2 separate regions of the Homo sapiens genome follow, and region 1 is linked to region 2. Evidence: chromatin loops called from intact Hi-C (ENCODE). Cell type or tissue: Calu3. All regions are shown on one strand. Each heading gives the region's core, and the rest is flanking DNA. Links, peaks and the distances in the headings are about the cores only. Region 1 holds the start of LOC105376206 (a long non-coding RNA gene). Region 2 has its middle 68 kb from the start of KLF4.

Evidence for each region. A loop is a pair of places that touch in the nucleus more often than their neighbours do. Peaks named below come from ENCODE experiments on the same cell type or tissue, not always from the same donor. Only the 100,000 strongest peaks of a DNase experiment are listed, where the experiment ranks them.
Region 1: a loop joins it to region 2, with 7 times the contacts of the local background. A loop is called at or near these places in 11 of 110 quality-filtered maps.

Annotation. Positions count from the first base shown.
Region 1 is chr9:107,502,093-107,513,166 of GRCh38, reverse strand. It overlaps LOC105376206 (a long non-coding RNA gene), which reads right to left and starts at 8,033. Exons shown (of 2, transcript XR_930224.3): 1 at 7,998-8,033. In Calu3, for the core only: no CTCF peak of the experiment used is centred there; DNase peaks (open chromatin) are centred at 8,116 and 8,516.
Region 2 is chr9:107,552,228-107,563,301 of GRCh38, reverse strand. No RefSeq gene overlaps it. Among named protein-coding and RNA genes, the nearest start is that of KLF4, 68 kb to the right of the region's middle. In Calu3, for the core only: no CTCF peak of the experiment used is centred there; no DNase peak of the experiment used is centred there.

The sequences.
Region 1 (11,074 bases), core at 6,580-10,579, 53 kb after region 2:
AGTTTTTTTGTAGTTTTAGTAAAGACGGTGTTTCACTGTGTTAGCCAGGATGGTCTCAGTCTCCTGACCTTGTGATCTACCCGCCTTGGCCTCCCAAAGTGCTGGGATTACAGGCGTGAGCCACCGCGCCCAGCCAACCGTTTGAATTTCTTAGTGTCTATATTAGTTAAAACAAAAGTAATTTTTTAAATGTAACCATTTATAATTCTGACTCTCCCAGGAAGGAGCTAAAAGCTTTCTTTCTTTTCTTTTTCTTTTTCTTTTCTTTTTTTCTTTTTCTTTTTTTTTTTTGAGACGATGTCTTCCTCTGTCACTCAGGCTGGAGTGCAATGGCACCATCTTGGCTCACTGCAACCTCCGCCTCCTGGGTTCAAGCAATTTTCCTGCCTCAGCCTCCTGAGTAGCTGGGACTACAGGCACCTCCCACCCCACCCAGCTAATTTTTGTATTATTAAAAAATATGATATGTTGGTCAGGCTGGTGTCAAACCCCTGACCTCAAGTGATCTGCCTGCCTCAGCCTCCCAAAGTGCTGGGATTACAGGCATGAGCCGCTGCACCCAGCCTTTTTTCCTTTTTTCTTTTTCTTTTCTTTCTTCTTCTTTTTTTTTTTTTTTTGAGAGGAGTTTCACTTTTGTTGCACAGGCTGAAGTACAATGTTGAGGTCTCAGCTCACTGCAACCTCTCCACTTCCCTGGTTCAAGTGATTCTCCTGCCTCAGCCTCCTAAGTAGCTGAGATTACAGGCATGCACCACCACGCCCAGCTAATTTTTTGTATTTCAGAGAGACGGGGTTTCACTGTGTTGGTCAGACTAGTCTCAAACTCCTGACCTCAGGTGTTCCGCCCACCTCAGCCTCCCAAAGTGCTGGGATAACAGGCATGTGCCAGCACCCCTGGCCTTTTATTTATTTATTTTTGAGACAATATCTCACTCTGTCACCCAGGTTGGAGTGCAGTGGTGTGATCACAGCTCACTGCAGTCTCGATCTCCCAAGGCTCGGGTGATCCTCCTCTCTCAATCCCCTTAGTAGCTGGAACTACAGGTGCATGCGACCATGTCCAGCTAATTTTTGTATATTTATTTATTTATTTTATTTTATTTTTGAGATGGAGTCTCACTCTATTGCCCAGGCTGGAGTGAGTGGCGCGATCTCGGCTCACTGCAACCTCTGCCTCCCAGGTTCAAGCGATTCTCCTGCCTTAGCCTCCTGAGTAGCTGATATTACAGGTGCACACCACCACACCCGGCTAATATTTGTATTTTTAGTAGAGACAAAGTTTCACCATGTTGGACAGGCTGGTCTCAAACTCCTGACCTCAAGTGATGTGCCTGCCTCAGTTTCCCAAAATAGTAGGATTACAGGCATGAGCCACTGTGCCTGGCAGCTATAAGCATCTTGATAGTACAGCTTATACCATTTATACTTATCTCTGGATCTCCCATCATACAGCAGAGTACCTTCTACATAACTGGCATTCTGAAAATATCTGTTAAATGGATGGGGAAAAAAGTCCACCCAAGTGAATGCACTCCATTAGAAGCCAAAGAGAGTCCCAGGCTTCAAATCAAATAATTCTAAATTCAAACCCATCTCTGGCTGGTCACACAGCACTAAGAGGGGCAGTCACTTGGATCTATCTGAGCCCCCTTTCTTTATCTGTAAAATAGGGCTTTATCTACTACTGTTTTAGAGTTGTTTCGAGGATTAATTCAGAGAAGACATGCTTAATATTGCAAATTACCTTCCTTTTAATTAAAAGCGTTCACAGCGAGGAAAAACAGGCAACTGACCACCACAAGCTGCACCGCTGGAGAGCATGGGAGGAGGTACACAGTGGGTTGTCATTAGTATGGACAATGCATTTTTTTCAGCACTAAAGAAATTGGACAAAATAAGATGAAAAGAGAGTCTCAGCCCAAAGGCAGAAAGATACAATGGTCTTTATCTGCTAGTTATACAAACCAGCTGTTTAGATTGAAAAGATTTTGCTCAATCACTAAATATAATACATAAGTGATGGAAAAAAATAATGAATTTTTGTTTTTTACCATCTATATTGTCCTAGAGTTGTCGTAGAATTTTTTTTTCTTTTTTGAGATGGGGTCTCGCTATGTTGGTCTTGAACATGTGGTCCCAAGTGATTCTCCTGCCTTGCTCTCCCAAAATGCTGAGATTACAGGTGTGAACCACCATTCCCGGTATAATTTTTTTTTGATCAAGGAATACAAATACCACTGATGGGACTCAAGGTGATTTGATGTGGTACACAGGGAAATATTTATTATTTTAATTGTTATGCATTTATTATTTATGCTTTACAAAACATTGAGCTAGCATATCCAAACTGCAATATTACACATATTATTATTAAATATGCTTTAAAGTTTCAAAATATTTTTTAAATATGTGGATTTAAAGAAAAATATTATCATAATATGACTAATCAACACACCTGTGCCAAAAAACTGAACATAGTTCTAGGATCACGGAAGTGGTGGAAAAGACAGCTTTAACATGTGGGTCTTTTTTTTTTTTTTTTGAGACGGAGTCTCGCTCTGTCGCCCAGGCTGGAGTACAGTGGCGGGATCTCCGCTCACTGCAAGCTCCGCCTCCCGGGTTCACGCCATTCTCCTGCCTCAGTCTCCAGAGTAGCTGGGACTACAGGCGCCCGCCACCGTGCCCGGCTAATTTTTTGTATTTTTAGTAGAGACGGGGTTTCACCGTGCTAGCCAGGATGGTCTCGATCTCCTGACTTCGTGATCCACCCGCCTCGGCCTCCCAAAGTGCTGGGATTACAGGCGTGAGCCACCGCGCCCAGCCAACATGTGGGTCTTGAGCAACTATTTGATTTAAGAGAAGTTGTGACCCTGGGCCCCTCCATTTCTGTTTCCAAATGTCTTTTCAAAAGATTTACTTATTCTACCTACACACTCTATGCTGGCCCCCCCTGGATTTTATCCTGGTCCACCTGCATACCCTATACTCTCCCATCTCCGTGGCTTATTTGTGCTGAATTTTTTGCCTGGACACCCCTCCTCTTCCCTATCTGCCAGGCGCACCCCAAGCAGAACCAATCCCCTGTGCCCTCTGGGCTCCTAGGCGTCCTTGCACACCCCTCTTGCTAGTATCACCTTGGCACCTTGTATTACAGTTTCTTTCAGGGTGTGTCTCCTAGGCAATGTCTTGTTTATCTCTGTGCCCTGAGTTCCTAGCTGGGGGCGTTACATGATTTTAAAAAAATCATGGAGACCATATTAGATTTAGAAATACAAGGGTACAAATGCTTGTCTTAATCATTTATCAGCACTCAGAGATCACAGAGAGAACATGACTTTCCTCTTCCCAGTACTCTCCTTATTAACCCTAACTAGGTTAGTTTTCCCTATGATAAGCTTTGCTACACTGTGCATCCTCCCTCAAAGCAGTGATTGCAGTCTGGTTTTGCTTTTGTGATTATTTGATTAATGTCTTTCTTCTGACAGTAGACTATAAGCTCCTTGTGAGTAGGGATCACATCTATCTTTGTTCGCCATTGATGTTCCGAATGCCCAACCCTGAGCCAGACACATAGCTCGTGCTCCCCAAATATCACACACGTGCGCACGCACACACACACACACACACACACACCCAGAGTTGGTCTTCTAGCTCTTACATTGTTGTAGAGATCATTGCGGAGGCAGATGGTTGAACACAGAGACCTGTGTAAACTTTCCTGTTTGTTTTTCAGGTGGATTACAGTGGAAACACGATGTTGGCCAACCAGAAAGGGAGAAATTCAAAATGGTAAACGGAGCACTCTCACTTGCAGGGCTCTCTGAAGCCTTGACAAACAACACAGAGCCAAAATAAATTTTTTAAAAGTATATCCCAGCAAAGGCATATTGACCTTGTCCTTTCAAGAATTTCCCCAACCATTAGGAAGAAAACCCTTAAGGATGGAAATTTGAAGGGGACTGAGGCAACCAGGTAATATATTATATACGCTGACAGCTTCTTAGAACTGGGAGAACACTGAGACAACGGAAACAAAGGAGAAGCAATCTGTGTTATACTAAAATAAAGGCAAAGCCACTCTAAGAACTGCTTTTGTTTAAGCAGACAACAGATTTTTTTTTTTTTTTTAAGGATCAAAGCTACTTTACAAGCTCAATTTTCAGAAGAGTTGCAAGAAGAGCTAAGGAGATAGAATGTCTCAGCCTTGAGAGCCAGCTCGTCCACTGCTCTTTACCTTTCTAATGTGAGAATATCTAGACCGGGCCACTGCTCATGCCTATAATCCCAGCACTTTGGGAGGCCGAGATGGAAGGATCATTTAAGTCCAGGAAGAAAACATTTTAATAGAATATCTAGGCGAAAGCCTTCCACCCCAAATCAAGAACTGACCTAGCCATCCTCATGAATCCTGACACTCTGGAGCCACAAAGACTGCCTTCTCTCCCTCCTCTTGCTACAAATAAAGAGCTTAGCCATGATGGGCTATGTCACAACCACACTTTCAGGAAGGTCCAGAGCTGAGATTAAGTATCCCCCACCTGTCCTGTGTCTAGGTATGAGAGTCAGCACCTTTTATATGTTGGGTCCAAGTGCACAAATGACTATCTTTCTTTTTTGAGACAGTCTCGCTCTGTCACCCAGGCTGGAGTGCAGTGGCGCGGTCTTGGCTCGCTGCAACCTTGGAGGCCTCCTGAGTTGAAGAGATTCTCCTGCCACAGCCTCCCAAGTAGCTGGGATTACATGCACCCGCCACCACGCCCAGCTAATTTTTGTATTTTTAGTAGAGACAGGGTTTCACCATGTTGGCCAGGCTGGTCTCGAAACTCCTCACCTCAGGTGATCCACCCGCCTGGGCCTCCCAAAGTGCTGGGATTACAGACGTCAGCCACTGCACCCTGCCAAGAGTGACAATTTTAACGTTGTATTGGATTTGTGTATGAGAGCCTCAATCCATTCTGCATACTGTGTCTCTACAGTGAAGTCACAGCCTCAAAGGTGTACTTAATCTTTGTCTGAGAGTCACCAACCCACCTGTGGACTTTAATCACATATCAAAGTCAATTTTTGAACTTTCTTTTTTTTTTTTTTTTGAGATAGAGTCTTGCTCTGTCACCCAGGCTAGAGTGCAGTGGCGCCATCTCAGCTCACTGCAACCTCTGCCTCCCAAGTTCAAGTGATTCTCCTGCCTCAGCCTCCTGAGTAGCTGGGATTACAACCATGTGCCACCACACCGGCTAATTTTGTTTTTTCTTGTATTTTTAGTAGAGACAGGGTTTCACCATGTCGGTCAGGCTGGTCTGGAACTCCTGACCTCATGATCCGCCCACCTTGGCCTCCCAAAGTGCCAGGATTACAGGCGTGAGCCACCATGCCTGGCCACGAGTGACAATCTTAACGGTGGATTGGATTTGCGTATGAGAGCCTCAATCCATTCTGCACACTGTGTCTCTATAGTGAAGTCACAGCCTCAAAAGTCTACTTAATCTTTGTCTGAGAGTCACCAAACCACCTATGGACTTTAATCACATATCAAAGTCAATTTTCAGCTTTCATCTGCCTTCGTGTAGAAGATTCAGAACCTCAACAGGTTCTGAACAGAGCAAACAGCAGACCTAAGCCTCCAAGTGTGTGGTAGCCAAGCTCAGACTAGAGCCCAGGCCTTCCACCTCCGCAGCCAGGCCCTGTCCCTGCCTAGCCTGCTCTGTGGCTAGACAAGACCAAACGTTAAGCCTCTACCTCCCCACAACCAGCATGCCAGGCAAAGCTGACTGGCTGCAAGCTTCGCCTTCAGATCAACCGTTTTCACTCCACATACGCTCTTCTATGGTTTATTATCTCTTAGTGGCTTTTCATCCCCACAGGCATTCCTGAGAAATCTGCAAATAGTAGCAACTTGGAAAACAAGTAGTGAGTCTGTTGGTACTATCTTTTCTTCAATATTAACTTGTTTACAGGCAGCCTAAACGGATTGTGCTGCATTGGTCTTGAACACCAAGACAACAGTATTTTGGCTGGCCCCAAGCTCTTTGAGGGCAAGAACTATGTCTGATTTATTGGTGAGACCCTGGTGCCAAGGTACCTGTCTGGCTTATAGTAGGATAACAAAATAAGAGGCTGTCCGAAACTCACACAAAATTTGAAATTGAAGCCAGGGAGAACTGGGTGAGAATCCTTAAGCAGAAGGTTACAAAGTTACCTAATCTCTGTGGGCCTCAATTATTCTCATAATTATTCTCATATAAAATAAAACAGGCATTCAGGCGCGGTGGCTCATGCCTGTAATCCCAGCACTTTGGGAGGGCGAGGCGGGCGGATCATGAGGTGAAGCATTTGAGACCAGCCTGACCAACATGGTGAAACCCCCATCTCTACTAAAAATACAAAAATTAGCCGGGTGTGGTGGCACATGCCTGTAATCCCAGCTACTCAGAAGGCTGAGGCAGGAGAATTGCTTGAACCTGAGAGGCGGAGGTTGCAGTGAGCCGAGATCGTGCCACTGCACTCTAGCCTGAGCGACAGAGCGAGACTCCATCTCAGAAAAATAAATAAAATAAAATAAAATAATACAGGCCAGGTGCAGTGGCTCACACCTGTAATAGCACTTTAGGAGGCCTAGGCAGGAGGACTGCTTGAAGCTAGGAGTTTGAGACTAGCCTGGGAAACAAAGCAAGACTCTGCCTCTACAAAAAATTGAAAAATTAGCCAGGCATGGTGGCACGCACCTGTAGTCCCAGCTACTTGGGAGGCTGAGGTGGGGGGATCCCTTGAGTCCAAGAATTTGAGGTTACAATGAGCTATGATTGTGCCCACTGTGCTCCAGCCTGGGCAACAGAGCAAGACCCTGCCTCTTAAAAATAAAATAAATAGGCTGGGCACGGTGGCTCACACCTGTAATCCCAGCACTTCAGGAGGCTGAGGCGTCTGAGACCAGCCTGACCAACACGGTGAAACCCCGTCGCTACTAAATACAAAATTAGCTGGGCATGGTGGCGTGTGCCTGTAATCCCAGCTACTCAGGAGGCTGAGGCAGGAGAATCGCTTGAACCCAGGAGGAGGGGGTTGCAGTGAGCTAAGATCACACCACTGCACCCAGCCTGGGCAACAGAGCAAGATTCTGTCTCAAAAAATAATAATAATAAAATAAAATAAACAGGCCAGGTGCGGTGGCTCATGCCTGTAATCCCAGCACTTTGGGAGGCAGATCACCTGAGGTCAGGAGTTCAAGACCAGCATGGCCAACGTGGCGAAACCCTGTCTCTACTAAAAAATACGAAAATTAGCTGGGTGTGGTGGTGGGCACCTGTAGTCCCAGCTACTCAGGAGGCTGAGGCAGGGAGAATTGCTTGAACCCGGGAGACGGAGGTTGCAGTGAGCCGAGATTGTGCCACTGCACTCCAGCCTGGGCAACAGAGTGAGACTCCGTCTCAAAAATAAATAAATAAAAATAAAAATAAAATAAATAATAAATAAAAGTAAATAAAGTCCAGGCGCAACGGCTCCTGCCTGTCATCCCAGCACTTTGGGAGGCCGAGGTGGGCGGATTGTCTGAGCTCAGGAGTTTGAGACCAGCCTGAGCAACACGGTGAAACCCCGTCCGTCTCTACTAAAACACAAAAACTTAGCCAGGTGTGGCAGCATGCACCTGTAGTCCCAGCTACTCGGGAGGCTGAGGCAGGAGAATCGCTTGAACCCAGGATGTAGAGTTCGCACAGTGAGCTGAGATTGCGCCATTGCACTCCAGCCTGGGCAACAGAGCAAGACTCCATCTCCAAAAAAAAGGAAATAAAATAAAATAATACAAATACCACCTACCTTATAGAATTGCTATGAGAACAGAATGAGATAACAATGTATATGGAGCACCAGGCAAAGTCATAGCCCTGACAATGACCATGTCCCCCGTCAATGTTAATGCAATGAAAGGATGAAGTCAAAGTCAGAGTTGTTCTTTTCTAGGAGACGAGCAAGAAATAAAAAGAAGCAACGAATGCAATTACCCAGCCTGTGAGTGGTCAGTGTTTCTTTTGCTACTTGTTGTCTGAGCTTACAGCCTTCTTTTAAAGCTGGTCCTGCCTCGTCTCCCAGCTTTTGCTTCATCTTTCTGTGAAGTCATAACTCTGGGCTGACTCTGTCTATTGACACAGAGAGGCTGTGAGTCACAAATTCAACAGGATGACTTTGCTGCAGGGTGATTGACTGGAAAATGTTCCCTCATCTGAAAAAATCTTTTTTTCAAGCAAATGGACATGCTTATTTTTGCAGCATGGAGTGCAGGCTCTTTATTTATTTGATATTGGTTTCTTGACATTCAAGTTGACCAAGGGAGGGCTCACGATAGTCATAATTTTGCCTTGTGAAGTGATATATACTTTCCCCCTCCCTCCCCTTCTCCCTTCCTGCTGACTATTATATCTAAAACAAACAGTCCCAGCACAATAGTTAGATTGCACTTGAATTTGGTGTTTACTTGACATTTACACACTGGCCATGCTGGACAGCTCAGTCATTCCAGAACAGGGCCCGGCCAGCAAGGATTGTGTTCTCCTTGTGCTCAACCCTGAGCAGGACAAGATCCTGAGACAGCTAGACAGCGTCTTGAGAAAGTGTTTTTGCTGACTCTTATGCCTGAATTACTCTTACACCTGAGTAAGTGTATGTTAGGGGAGAGGAGGGTATCAGAATGTCTTCAGTCTTGCCAGAAAATCTCTCCCTTACCCACGTGGGGCAAACTGGTGGTACCACTCTGCCTCTTCTTAAATCCAACTCGAACACTGCCCAGTGCTAAATCTCCTCAGGACTGGCTGGAGATTACTAATTTGATCAATTTCATCTCCAGTTCTTTCATTTCCTCCTCTGTGTGATAGAATTAATAAACTTTAGGCCAGGCACAGTGAATCACGCCTGTGATCTCAGCACTTTGGGAGGCTGAGGTAGAAGGATTGCTTGAGGCCAGGAGTTTGAGACCAGCCTGAGCAACACTGCGAGACCCCATCTCTACAAAAAACTTTTTGAAAGTAGCCAGGCTTAATGGTGGCTTCCTGAAGTCCTAGTTGCTCAGGAAGCTGAAAGGGGAGGATCACTTGAGCCTAGGTATTTGAGGTTGCAGTGAGCTATGATCATGCCACTGCACTCCAGCCTAGGCAATGGAGTGAGACCTTGACTCTAAAAATTAATAAAATAATAATAATAATACCTACTTTGCAGGATTATTTTGGGTATAACATATGCAAAGTATATGGGGAAGTTTCAGGCTTTTTAAAGGTTCTCTAAAAGTGTTGGTTCTCGGCTGGGCGCGGTGGCTCACGCCTGTAATCCCAGCACTTTGGGAGGCCAAGGCGGGTGGATCACGAGGTCAGGAGTTTGAGACCAGCCTGGCCAACACAGTGAAACCCTGTCTCTACTAAAAATACAAAAAATTAGCCGGGCATGGTGGCGGGCGCCTGTAATCCCAGCTGCTCAGGAGGCTGAGGCAAGAGAATGGCTTGAACCCAGGAGGCGGAGGTTGCAGTGAGACGACATTGTGCCATTGTACTCCAGACTGGGTGACAGAGAGAGACTCCGTTTCAAAAAAAAAAAAAGTTGGTTTTCACCCTCTTCTGAGGTCCATGCTTCTGGTTTCAAAAGGTAGATGGGCTCATAAAAGTAAAGTGTCAGGGCCAGGTGCGGTGGCTCACGCCGGTAATCCCAACAGTTTGCGGAAGCTGAGGCAGGTGGATCACCTGAGGTCAGGAGTTCCAGACTACAGGGTGCCTGTAATCTCAGCTATTAGGGAGGCTGAGGCAGGAGAATTGCTTGAACTCGGGCAATAGAGGTTGCAGTGAGCCGAGACAAAGCCACCACACTCCAGCCTTGGCGATAGAGACTCTGTCTCAAAAAAAAAAATCAATAAATCAATACATGTGTATTTTAAATAAAATCCGCAGCCTGCCTCTCCAGATATGACCACAATTCAGTTTGAAGTATAAGTCTTCACATTTTTTATACATATGTGAAAATAATAAAATTTATTTATTTATTTATTTACATAGGGCCTTGCTTTGTTGCCTGGGTTGGACTGTAGTGGCATGCTCATGGCTCACTGCAGCCTCGACCTCCTGGGTTCAAGTGGTCCTCCCACCTCAATCTCCTGAGTAGCTGGGACCACAGGTTCTTGCCATCACATCTGGTTCATTACTTTTTGTAGAGATGAGTTCTCACTATGTTACCCACACTGGTCTGGAACTCCTGAACTCAAGGGATCCTCCCACCTTGGCCTCTCAAAGTGCTGGGATTACAGTTATGTGCCACCATGTCCAGCCCAATCTCCTTTCGATGGACATTTAGATTGTTTCCAACTTTTCATTACTACAGAATTTCCATGTGTACTCTTATTCACTTATTTCCTTAGGCTCAATTCATAGAAATTGATTTACATTTCAACCATTTCAAATTGTTCCTCAAAAAATTTACATCAGTTTACATTCTCATCAGCAAGATATCAACATGTTGGTTTCCTTACGTACTAACCAGTACCGAATATTATGATCTTAATCTTTCAAATGTTAACATCTACATAATCAGCTTTTGGCTGGTGAAACTTTCATGGCAGTTAGTTTGCACTTCCTTGAAACTCTGAAGATATGGAAATTGTACATTATTAGAATATAATTGGAAGCCTCCACTTTGCACAGATGAAAGGGGCCTAGGGAACAGAGGTAACTTACCCATGCCACACATTGGCAGAGCTGGGACAAGAAAACACAAGTCCTAACTCCTAGTCAAGTCCAAGCCTCCTTCCCTGCATCAGACAGCAATGACACAGGAAACCCTGACACATCACTTCTTTTTTTTTTTTTTTGAGACAGTTTCGCTCTTGTCGCCCAGACTGGGGTGCAATGGCATGATCTTGGCTCACCGGGTTCTAACGATTCTTCTGCCTCAGGCTCCCAAGTAGTTGGGATTACAGGTGCCCACCACCATGCCCGGCTTAATTTTTGTATTTTTAGTAGAGACGGAGTTTCACCATGTTGGCCAGGTTGGTCTCGAACTCCTGACCTCATGATCCACCTGTCTTGGCCTCCTAAAGTGCTGGGAT
Region 2 (11,074 bases), core at 3,799-7,798:
ATTCTTCCCCCTTGGCCTCTCAAAATGTTGGGTGTGAGCCACCATGCCCAGCCATATTTCTTTCCTGTCACCATTACTACATCTCACAAGGCGGGTACTATTATCTCTATTTCACAGATGATACTACGGTTCAAAGAGGTGAAGGAATTTGTTCAAAATCACAGGACGAGCCAAAGGCAGACGGGATTTAAGCCCCAAAGCTCTTCCTCTCCTTCCTCTGCTTCTCTAAATTTGTTTTATTATATTCATGTGTATATGTATATATATGTATATATTTATGTAATTTCCCCTGCTTTGCATTTCTAAACTTCTTCCTGATTTTCCTGGAGCATCTGTGGTTAACAGTAATCAGAAACTTGGGTTCTAGCTGTTTCCCCTGAGGGTGTTTCTCCAATCTGAGACTGGATTCTTAAGGGATTTTAGAGTTTGTGTGTCTGTGTTTTTCGGTGTACCTCTTTCAAAATAATGTGTTTAGACAACATATTAGCATCTTTTAAAGGCTGGGAGTAAGGGACGAGGGCAGAAAACACTGCCAATCTAAAATTCCATACCCAGTGAAAACAGTTTTTGGCCAGGCCCAGTGGCTCACGACTGTAATCCCAGCACTTTGGGAGGCTGAGGCAGGAAGATTGCTTGAGCCCAGGAGTTTGAGACCAGCCTGGGCAACATGGCAAAACTCTGTCTCTACTGAAAATATTTTTTAAATTAGCCAGGCGTGGTGGCACGCGTCTGTGGTCCCAGCTACTCTGAAAGGCTGAGGTGGGAGGATTGCTGGAGCCCAGGAGGCTGAGGTTGCAGTGGGCTGAGGTTGCAATGAGCTGAGATCATACCAACCACTGCACTTCAGCCTGGGACAGAGTTAGACCCTGTCTCAAAAAAAAAAAAAAAGAAAAGAAGAAAGAAAAAAAAAAGGAAACAGGCTTTTAAAATGAAGGTAAAATAAGATTCTTCGGGCAGAAGAAAAATAATTCCATATGAAATAATGGAAATGCAAGGAAAAGGGCAAACATAAGTGAATATTGACTCTACAAAAGCAACAATGATAATAGTATGTGTAATTTAAAATATATGAAAAATGAGGCTGCGGCCGGGTGCGTTGGCTCACGCCTGTAATCCCAGCATTTTGGGAGGCTGAGATGGGCGAATCACGAGGCCAGGAGTTCGAGACCAGCCTGGCCAACCTGGTGAAACCCTGTCTCTACTAAAAATACAAAAAATAGCTGGGCATGGTGGCGGGCGTCTGTAATCCCAGCTACTCATAAGGCTGAGGCAGGAGAATTGTTTAAACCTGGGAGGCAGAGGTTGCAGTGAGCTGAGATCACGCCATCGCACTCTAGCCTGGGCAACAGAGCGAGTCTGCACCTGAAAAAAAAAAAAAAAAAAAAAAAAGGAAGCTGGGCGCAGTGGCTCACACCTGTAATCCCAGCACTTTGGGATGCTGAGGTGGGCGGATCACCTGAGGTCAGGAGTTCAACACTAGCTTGGCCAACATGATGAAACCCCATCTCTACTAAAAATAAAAAAATTAACTGGGCTTGATGGCGGGCACCTGTAGTCCCAGCTACTCTGGAGGCTGAGGCAAGAGAATCGCTTGAACCCGGGAGGCGGAGGTTATGGTGAGCTGAGATCACGCCACTACACTCCATCCTGGGCGACGGAGTGAGACCCTGTCTCAAAAAAAAAAAAAAAAAAAAAAGATGACAAAGAAAAGGTTGTGTAAAAATCCAACCATCAAAATACTCAAAACCAAATTTGTGATATTATAGCATAGGCGTCTTTGTTATTGCATTAAATAACAAGATCTGATGGTAAGTCTAATTTCTAAGTCATAGAAATGAGCATAAATGATACTTGGGAAATCTACTATTACTTTCATTTGATATTAAATACAAATTTGCATATACAACACACATAACATATGCACACACGGTTGCCCCACATTAGCAGAGACAAAATGAAATGGAATCTACTGCCTTTGAGAAATAGGACAAGATGCAATGGCTCACACCTATAATCCCGGCACATTGGGAGGCCAAAGCAGGTGGATCACTTGAGCCCAGGGGTTCAAGACTATTCTGGACAACATAATGAGACTCCAGTCTAAAAGAAACAAACAAACAAACAAACAAAACTCAAAAATAAATAAATAATTAAGAAAATAAATGTATCAGGTGTGGTGGCTCATGCCTGTGACGCCAGCACTTTGTGAGACTGAGGCAGGCTTGCTTGAGCCCAGAAGTTTGAGACCAGCCTGGGCCACATAGGAAGACCCTGTCTATAAAAAAAAAAAGTTTTTTAGGTAGCCAGGTGTGATGATGCATGCCTGTGGTCCCAGCTCCTTGGGAGGCTGAAGTGGCTGGATAGCTTGAGCCTAGGAGGTTGAGACTGCAGTGAGCTCTGTTTGCACCACTTCACTCCAGCCTGGGCAACAGAGTGAGACCCTGTCTCAAAAGAAAAAAAAAAAGAAGAAGAAGAAAAGAAAATTAATGGCAATGCAAAATGGAGGCTGGGCGCAATTGCTCATGCCTGTAATGCCAGCACTTTGGGAGGTTGAACTAGGCAGATCACTTGAGGTCAGGAGTTGGAGAACAGCTTGGCCAACATGGTGAAACCTCATCTCTGCTAAAAATACAAAAGTTAGCTGGGCATGGTGGCACATGCCAGTAGTACCACCTACTCAGGAGGCTGAGGCAGGAGAATCGCTTGAACCCAGGTTGCAGCGAGCTGAGTTCATGCCACTGCACTCCAGCCTGGGCAACAGACCAAGACTCATCTCAAAAAAAAAAAAAGTGGGATGCCTCCAGTACAGCAAGGACTCCATTTCCTTAAGGCTATTCCATTTAAAGTGTCTGCATAAAATCCTCATGGGGTCTCCAGGATTGCCCAGAAAGAGGGTAATATGACTCTTTTCTTGAAAAAATAGGTAACATTTAGTCCTCTATAATACAAGAAAAGAAAATTTTAAAAAATTTTTTTGGTTTTGGAGACAGAATTTCACTGTTACCCAGGCAGGAGTGCAGTGACACAATCACAGCTCATTGCAGCCTCCATCTCCCAGGCTCAAATGATCCTCCTGCCCCATTTTTAAATTTTTTTTGTAGGAATGGGGTATCACTATGTTGCTCAGGTGGCCTTGAACTCCTGGGCTCAAGAGATCCTCCTGCCTTGGCCTTTCCAAGTGCTGGGAATTACAGGCGTGAGCCACCATGCCTAGCCCCAAAAAAATAATTTTTAAAAAGTAGGAAGCAAAGGTTCTCATATGAGGTCACAGCTACTGAAAGAAGTAACCAATGAATCCACAGACCTCTCTCTTGCCTGTCCAATACCCCACGCAAGACAACTAGTCAGGCAGAGACTTATTAGCAGCTTATCAGCACGGAACTGGAAAGGACTGCCCATTATCTGGGTAATAGAAGAGATAAGTGTGTTTGGATGGGGAGGAGAATGTGTGTTTAAAGTACTGTTGTGTTGTCAATTCTGATTCTCCCAAACTATCAGAGTTGCCTAAGTGACCCTGTATCAGGTGCATCACCGAGAAATGCTAATTTCCAAAACAAGCCAAGTGGGAATGAATCACAAGCAATCCAACACATGGTAACGGAAGACAGGAATCCCTGAACTTAGCCCACTGGTTGTCTCGGGCGCTGGCGGTCAGAGATGTGACAATGAGGGCAGATGGTGAGGCTCCTTAGACAGCAGAGAAAGGGGTTTGGGATTTTTATGACTTGCAGAAAATGGGGAACCGCCAAAAGTTTTGTAGGAGAGGAGAAACCCACCGGGCACTGTGCTTCAAGGTCACAGAGTTCATCTCGGAGCAACAAACACTTTCTAGGGTTTGCTTCACATGGATCTTGTGCTAGGCACAGGCTTGAGGTGGCGAAAGAAAGATCGAGTTCCTGTTCCCAGAGAACAAACAATCCCCACAGTATGACAAATACAGTGATGGGGCCAGGCGGGGTGGCTCATGCCCATAACCCTAGCACTTTGGGAGGCAGAGGCAGGCAGATCACCTGAGGTCAGGAGTTCGAGACCAGCCTGGCCAACATGGTGAAACCCTGTCTCTACTAAAAATACAAAAATTAGCTGGGCATGGTGGCACGTGCCTGTAGTCCCAGCTATTTGGGAGGCTGAGGCAGGAGAATTGCTTGAATTCAGGAGTTGGAGGTTGCAGTGAGCCGAGATCAGGCCTCTGCACTCTAGCCTGGGTGACAGAGTGAGACTCTGTCTCAAAAAAAAAAAAAAAAAAAACCCAGATGGAAAGGAGCTCCAGGAGGGTTTTTTGGAGGAGGCAGACCTGACTGAAAGGCTGACAGGTAGGAGTGAGCCAGATAAAGAGGGGGCTGTGAAGGCACTTATAGCAATGGGAACATCTTTGGAGGGGAGGGAGAACAAATGTGAGTAGGATGGGGTGCTGGACACCTCTCATCTGACCCCCAGATCCACTCTGTACATTTCAGCACTTTGCTCTGTGCCCCAGGCAGTTGAACTTCATGGACTACATTCATGATAACCTTGACCTTGGTTTCTGGTCAGGTTCTGCCTGTGGAAGACACTGGCAGGAGATGGGAGGTGAGGAGAAAGGCTGGTATGTATATCCCCTGCTCTCCCTCTCTCCTTCCTCTTGACCCTTCAAGCCAGGGGGAGTGGATGAGGTGCCCTCTGTTATCAGTCTCAAAGTACTGCTTTTTGGTTTTCCCAAACCCTACTAACCCTCCATAAAAGTTGCTTTATTAAATACCCCCAAAGGTATCCTCTGTACCCTGCTGGGACCATGACTGATACAGCAGCATGGAGGAGGTTTTTCATTATCCAAATACAATATGAGGCGCGGTGGCTCACACCTGTAATCCCAGCACTTTGGGAGGCCAAGGCAGGCAGATCACTTGAGGTCAGGAGTTCAAGACCAGCCTGGTGAACATAGTGAAACCCCGTCTCTGCTAAAGATACAAAAACATTAGCCAGGTGTGGTGGCGGCCCCTGTAATCCCAGCTACTAGGGAGGCTGAGGCATAAGAATTGCTTGAACCTGGGAGACGGAGGTTGCAGTGAACCGAGATTGCGCCACTGCACTCCAGCCTGGGCAACAGAGCGACTCAGTCTAAAAACAAAACAAAACAAGAACAAAACAAATACAACATGACAGTCTCCTAAACTAGGAGAGGAGTGGGAAGATTACCTTGTGAATGTACAGCACTCTACAGCAACAAAGGCTTTTCTCAGCATGGACTTATCCACAGCTCCCAACTACCCCAGGTCAGAGGCCACCAATTCCATCTCACAGATGTGCAGCAGCAGAGGCCTGGAGAGTATGTGGAGACTTGGCCAAGAGACATGACCTGTCAGTGAGAGACCCAGAGCCCACAGCCTGATTTTTTCAGTTGCTAATCCATTCCCTTTCTACCAGTGCAGCTCTAAGTGGGCCTGGAATGGTGGAAGAAATTCAAAGAGGCCTTCCAGGTGCGTGCACACATACATGTACATGTCTTCCACAGGAATCAGTGAGTCATTCAACAAACATTTATTGAGCTCTGACTGGATTTACAGACCTGTCTTAGAAACTGAGGGATGAAAGAGATTAGATATGGGGAAAAGGAGAATGAGTCAGAAGGAGGGGTGGAAGCACAGGGTGGTAGAAGAAAACACTGGCCCCGCAGTCCGGCAGTCCTGGTTCCCAGGCCCAGTCTATGAAATGTGTCTCTGAGATCTTCCATCGACTGAACCTGGAGAGATCAGCCATTTCTGGTTTTGAACAAAGAAGTCAAGTCAATTTCAGATGCAGCTGCAAGCTGAAATTCCTCCAACAGCTCTAGACTTCTGGGCATGACACACAACACCCTTTATCAACTGGCCTTCTCTCATCTCTCCAGCCTTGATTGCCGGAGGCTCTCTGCCTCCCATCCTTCTACCCTGACATTAGAAGCTACCCACAGCTTCCCATAAGCCACACTTGCTCTCACCTCCAAGACTTTGCACTAGCTATTCCTTGTGCCTGGAAGGCTTTTTCTCACACTTAGCTCTACAGTTGACCCTTGAACAACACAGGAGTTACAAGTGCCAACCTCTCCCACAACCCCACATAGTCAAAAATCCACAAAAATTCTGACTCCCTCAAAACTTAATTACTAATAGCCTACTGTTGGCCAGAAGCCTTTCTGATAACATAGTTGATTAACACATATTTTGTAGGTTATGTGCATTATATACTGTATTCTTACAATAAAGTTAGAAAAACAATTATCTATCTATCCACCCACCCACTGGGTGGCATGAGCCACTGGGGATGGTGGCTCATGCCTACAATCCCAGCAATTTTGGAGGCCAAGGTGGGCAGATCCCTTGAGTCCAGGAGTTCAAAACCAGCTTGGGTAACACAGCGAGACCCTGTCACTACAAAAATTACAAAATTAGTCAAGCACGGTGCCATATGTTTCTAATCCCAGCTACTCAGGAGGCTGAGGTAGGATGATCGAATCACTTGAGCCCAGGAGATGGAGACTGCAGTGAGCCATGATCACACCACAGCACTCCAGCCTGGGTGACAGAGCAAAACCCTGTTTGGAAAAAAAATAAATAAATAAGAGAAAAAATATACCTACTATTCATTAAGTGAAAATGTATCATCATAAAGGTCTTCATCCTTGTGATTTTCACATTGAATAGGCTGAGGAGGAGGAGGAAGCAGGGGCTTGGTCTTGCTGTCTCAGAGGTGGCAGAGGCAGAAGAAAATCCTCCTATAAGTAGACCTGCACAGTTCAGTGCTGTGTTATTCAAGAATCAACTGTAATTTCTTCACCTGTAAAACGCTTACTCAAACTTCAAGATTCAATTCAGGCTAATTACTGTATCCTCAGTAATACCCGCACAGAGAAAGCCCCCAAATCTTGGCAAATAATGATTCAACTGATTAAGTAATCATAAAATAGCTACCATGTAGTGAGTCCATGTCCATGGGATAACAATAAAAATATCAAACAAGCTCTTTGGGGACTAGGAACTTGAATGTAGCTGAAGAGTGAGTGAGCAGGGAGATGATTAGATGGATGAGTAAACAGATAGATAAAAACGAATGGATGGCCTAGCGCAGTGGCTCACACCTATAATCCCAGCACTTTGGGAGGCCGAGGCAGGTGGATCACTTGAGGTCAGGAGTTTGAGACCACCCTGGCCAACATGGTGAAACCCCATCTCTACTAAAAAGACAAAAATTAGCTGGGTGCGGTGGCATGTGCCTATAATCCCAGCTACTCAGGAGGCTGAAGCACAAGAATCATTTGAACCAGGGAGGCGGAGGTTGCAGTGAGCCAAGATTGTGCCACTGCACTCCAGCCTGGGTGACAGAGTGAGACTCTGTGTCACAAAAAAAAAAAAAAAAAAAATGGATGGATGGAGAAATAGATGGATTGAAAATGAGTGTGTGACAGTTGGCAGATGAATGGGGAATTAAATGGATGGATGACTTCATGAACAAATGGTTGAATGGATGGGATTACTTGCTTGCATTGATCAAAACAGACTTGACCTAATCTCAAAGTGGTAAGAAAGGAGAGGAATCTAGCTGGTGAGATTGGAACTGTGGAGCTTAAAAAAACGTTGAGAATCTTACTAGCAAACATAAGGTCTGCTTGTGAACAAGTTACTATCATCACAAAGCTCTGAATAAGTTCCAATCTGCTATTCCAGGCGAAGTCCGGAGGATGATGCCAGCCATGAGAGTCTGATCAACTGGACTGACTGATCAACAGAACTTAACTTGCTGGAAGTCTATTGGAGTTAGGTCAGATATAGAACCTTAAGGCTTTGGGATCTGACAAAAACATCTGTATTTGTGATTCTTATGACAAGACGGCAATGCACAAATCGATGTGAGAAGACAGGAGGGGTGCATGAACTGCTAACTCCTCTTACTGTCAGAACTTCAAAGTGCAGGTTTTGCACAAACCAGCCTGCCTCCCCAGGACCTCTCAGCACACTTTCATTATGATGGACTTTCTTGAATCTCAAAGTATTCTGACAGCTGTGTCCCAGACCGCATTGCTCCTTGGAAACTTGAACTTCACATTAACCCCATCTCCTCTGTTACCCCACAATCTCCCTTTACCTCCCCTCATAGAGGGTGCTCATGGCTTGCAAATCCGTAGCTTCCAGAGGGCTGGGGAGAGCACTCTGATGACCAGACCAATGCTGCTTCACCCAGGAAAAGCCCTATTGTAAGTTATGACTAGGGTAGGGATGGATTTCCTTTGGAGCCAAAGATGAAGCATTAGCAAGAGTCTGCTTTCAATGAGAGTCTGCAGTGTAAGGGAATTTTTTTCTTTTTCTTTTTTTTAATTACAGAACTTACTTTTCTTTTAAAAAAGAATTCAGAGCTAGCACAGGAAAACAGTGAGGTTTCAAAAGTACTTCAGCCTTGACAAAGCCCTTCACATAGTTTTGATTTTTGTTTGTTTTTTGATATGCAGTTTTACTCTGCCTCCCAGGCTGAAGTGCAGTGGCGCAATCTCAGCTCACTGCAACCTCTGCCTCCCGGGTTCAAGGGATTCTTGTGCCTCAACCTCCCGAGTATCTGGGATTACAGCGCGTGCCACCACACTTGGCTAAATTTTGTATTTTTAGTAGAAACGGGGTTTCGCCATGTTGGCCAGACTGGTCTCGAACTCCTGACCTCAAGTGATCCACCCGCCTTGGTCTCCCAAAATGCTGAGATTACAGGCATGAGCCACCGTGCCTGGCCTTAGTTTTCTTTTTGAGCTCCACAAGACCCTTCTAAGAAGGGTTTCTACTTTGGCTGCACAATAGAATCACCTGGAGAGTTTTTAGAACTCTTGATTTCTAAAGCCGGATCCCAGAACAATTACATAAGAATCATGGGGATGAAGTGGGTCTGAGCCCCAGGTGATTCCAATATCAGCCCAGGTAAAAACAAGTGCTCCAAGGTCTTAGCCTCATTTTGCCAAGGCAGGAGGCTCCAGAGGGGTGAAATAAGTTGGCCCCAGATCTCAAGCTTGTGAAAGTGAATTTCAAAACCAGGTCCTCTCTTCACTCTCTGTGTTCTTCCAGATGTGGCTCTTATGGCCACTGTAAAAAGTAGTAACTAATATGTACAGTTGTTCCCTAGTATCTGAGAGGAATACATTTCAAGATCCCCAGTGGATGCCTGAAACCACGGATAGTACCTTATATAAAACCATGATTTTTCTTTTTAAAAAAATGTTTGCTGGGCAAGATGGCTCACGCCTGTAATCCCAACACTTTGGGAAGCTGAGGCAGGAGGACTGCTTGAGCCCAGGAGTTCAAGACCAGTCTGGGCAACACAGGGAGACCCTGTCTATATAAAAAGTTAAAAAATTAGCTGGGTGTGGTAGCTTATGCCTGTAGTCCCAGTTACTTGGGAGGCCAAGGTGGGAGGATCACTTGAGCCTGGGAGGTCAAGGCTGAAGTGGGCCATGATCACACCACTGCACTCCAGCTTGAGTGACAGAATGAGACCGTTTCAAAAAAAAAAAAATAGAGATAGGGTCTGTGTCATCCTGGCTGGAGTGCAGTGGCATGATCAGAGCTCACTATAACCTCAAATTCCTGGGCTAAACATTTCTCCTGCCTCAGCCTTCTAAGTAGCTAGAACCACAGGTGTGTGCTGCCATGCCCAGATAATTTTTTTTTTTTATAGACACGGGGTTTTGCTATATTGCCCAGGCTGATCTTGAACTCCGGGGCTCAAGTAGTCCTCCTGCCTTGGCCTCCCAAAGTGCTGCGATTACACACATCAGCCACTGTGTGGGCCCTATACTATGGCTTTTTGATCTGAAACCTCTATTATTATACCCATTTTACTAATACAGACCCAAAGCTCAGGGCAGTAAACACACCTAGGAATTGTTGGGGTTTGAACTCTGGTTTGTCTGAAAATATAGTCTATGTTCTTCATCATCATGCTGTACCTTCTCAATTTTTTTTTTTTTTTTTGAGACGGAGTCTTCCTCTGTGGTAGGCTGGAGTACAGTGGCCTGATCTCAGCTCACTGCAACCTCCGCCTCCTGGGTTCCAGTGATTCCCCAGTCTCAACCTCTAGAGTAGCTGGGATTACAGGCAACTACCAGCACATCCGGCTAATTTTTGTATGTTTTTTTTTTTAGTAGAGATGGGGTTTCGCCATGTTGGCCAGGCTGGTCTTGAACTCCTGACCTCAGGTGATCCACCTGCCTCGGCCTCCCAAAGTACTGGGATTACAGGCATGAGCCATGGCGCCCGGCCTCCTCAAATATTTTTGAATATCTGATAACATCCCTGTAACTTGATCATGTGTTCAGGCAATGAGTCTAAGAAGAGAATATTTAATCAAAAACAATTTTTTTTTTTAATTTTTAGAGATAAAGTTTCACTATGCTGCTCAAACTGGTCTTGAACTCCTGGCCTCCAGCAATCCTCTCATCTTAGCCTCCCAAAATGCTGGGATTACAGAGAAGAGAACATTTAAATATGACTTGTTTTTTTCACCTTCATCATTCCTTAGACAGCTTCTTCCATCTAGAAGTGGAAGAGCAGTATAGAGAAGAGGATATAGTTGTATATAATTTGTCATAAGTATATGACGTATAAGTTATTATTTATACTTATGGTATATATATATGTATCATAAACCACTGGACTCCTCATTCCATCATACATTCCTCTTCCCTTCCAAACATACCAAGCAATTTTTCACACTTATTATGTCATTTAATAGACATAATAGGCCTATAAAGTAGTTTCTAAAATGTCTGTTTCCCAGGTGAAGAAACTCAGCCCTAGAGGACCAAATGATACAACTAATGTCATCAGTGACGGAGCCTGGATGGCCTCAAGCCAATCTGCCTCCAGAGCTCAAGAGCTGAGATATGCCTTTCTCCCTGCACAACCGTGACCTTACACCCTCAACCTGTCATCAGAACTAAGGAAATTCTGTTTTAACCAGGAGAAACAATTATTTGGGTATAGGTTAAATGCATAATTATACATGTATTTTGAGTAGAAGTAGATGGTTTAGAGGTACAAAGATCAAGAATATTTTGGCATAGAGATGAACCAAAAGTTGAGCC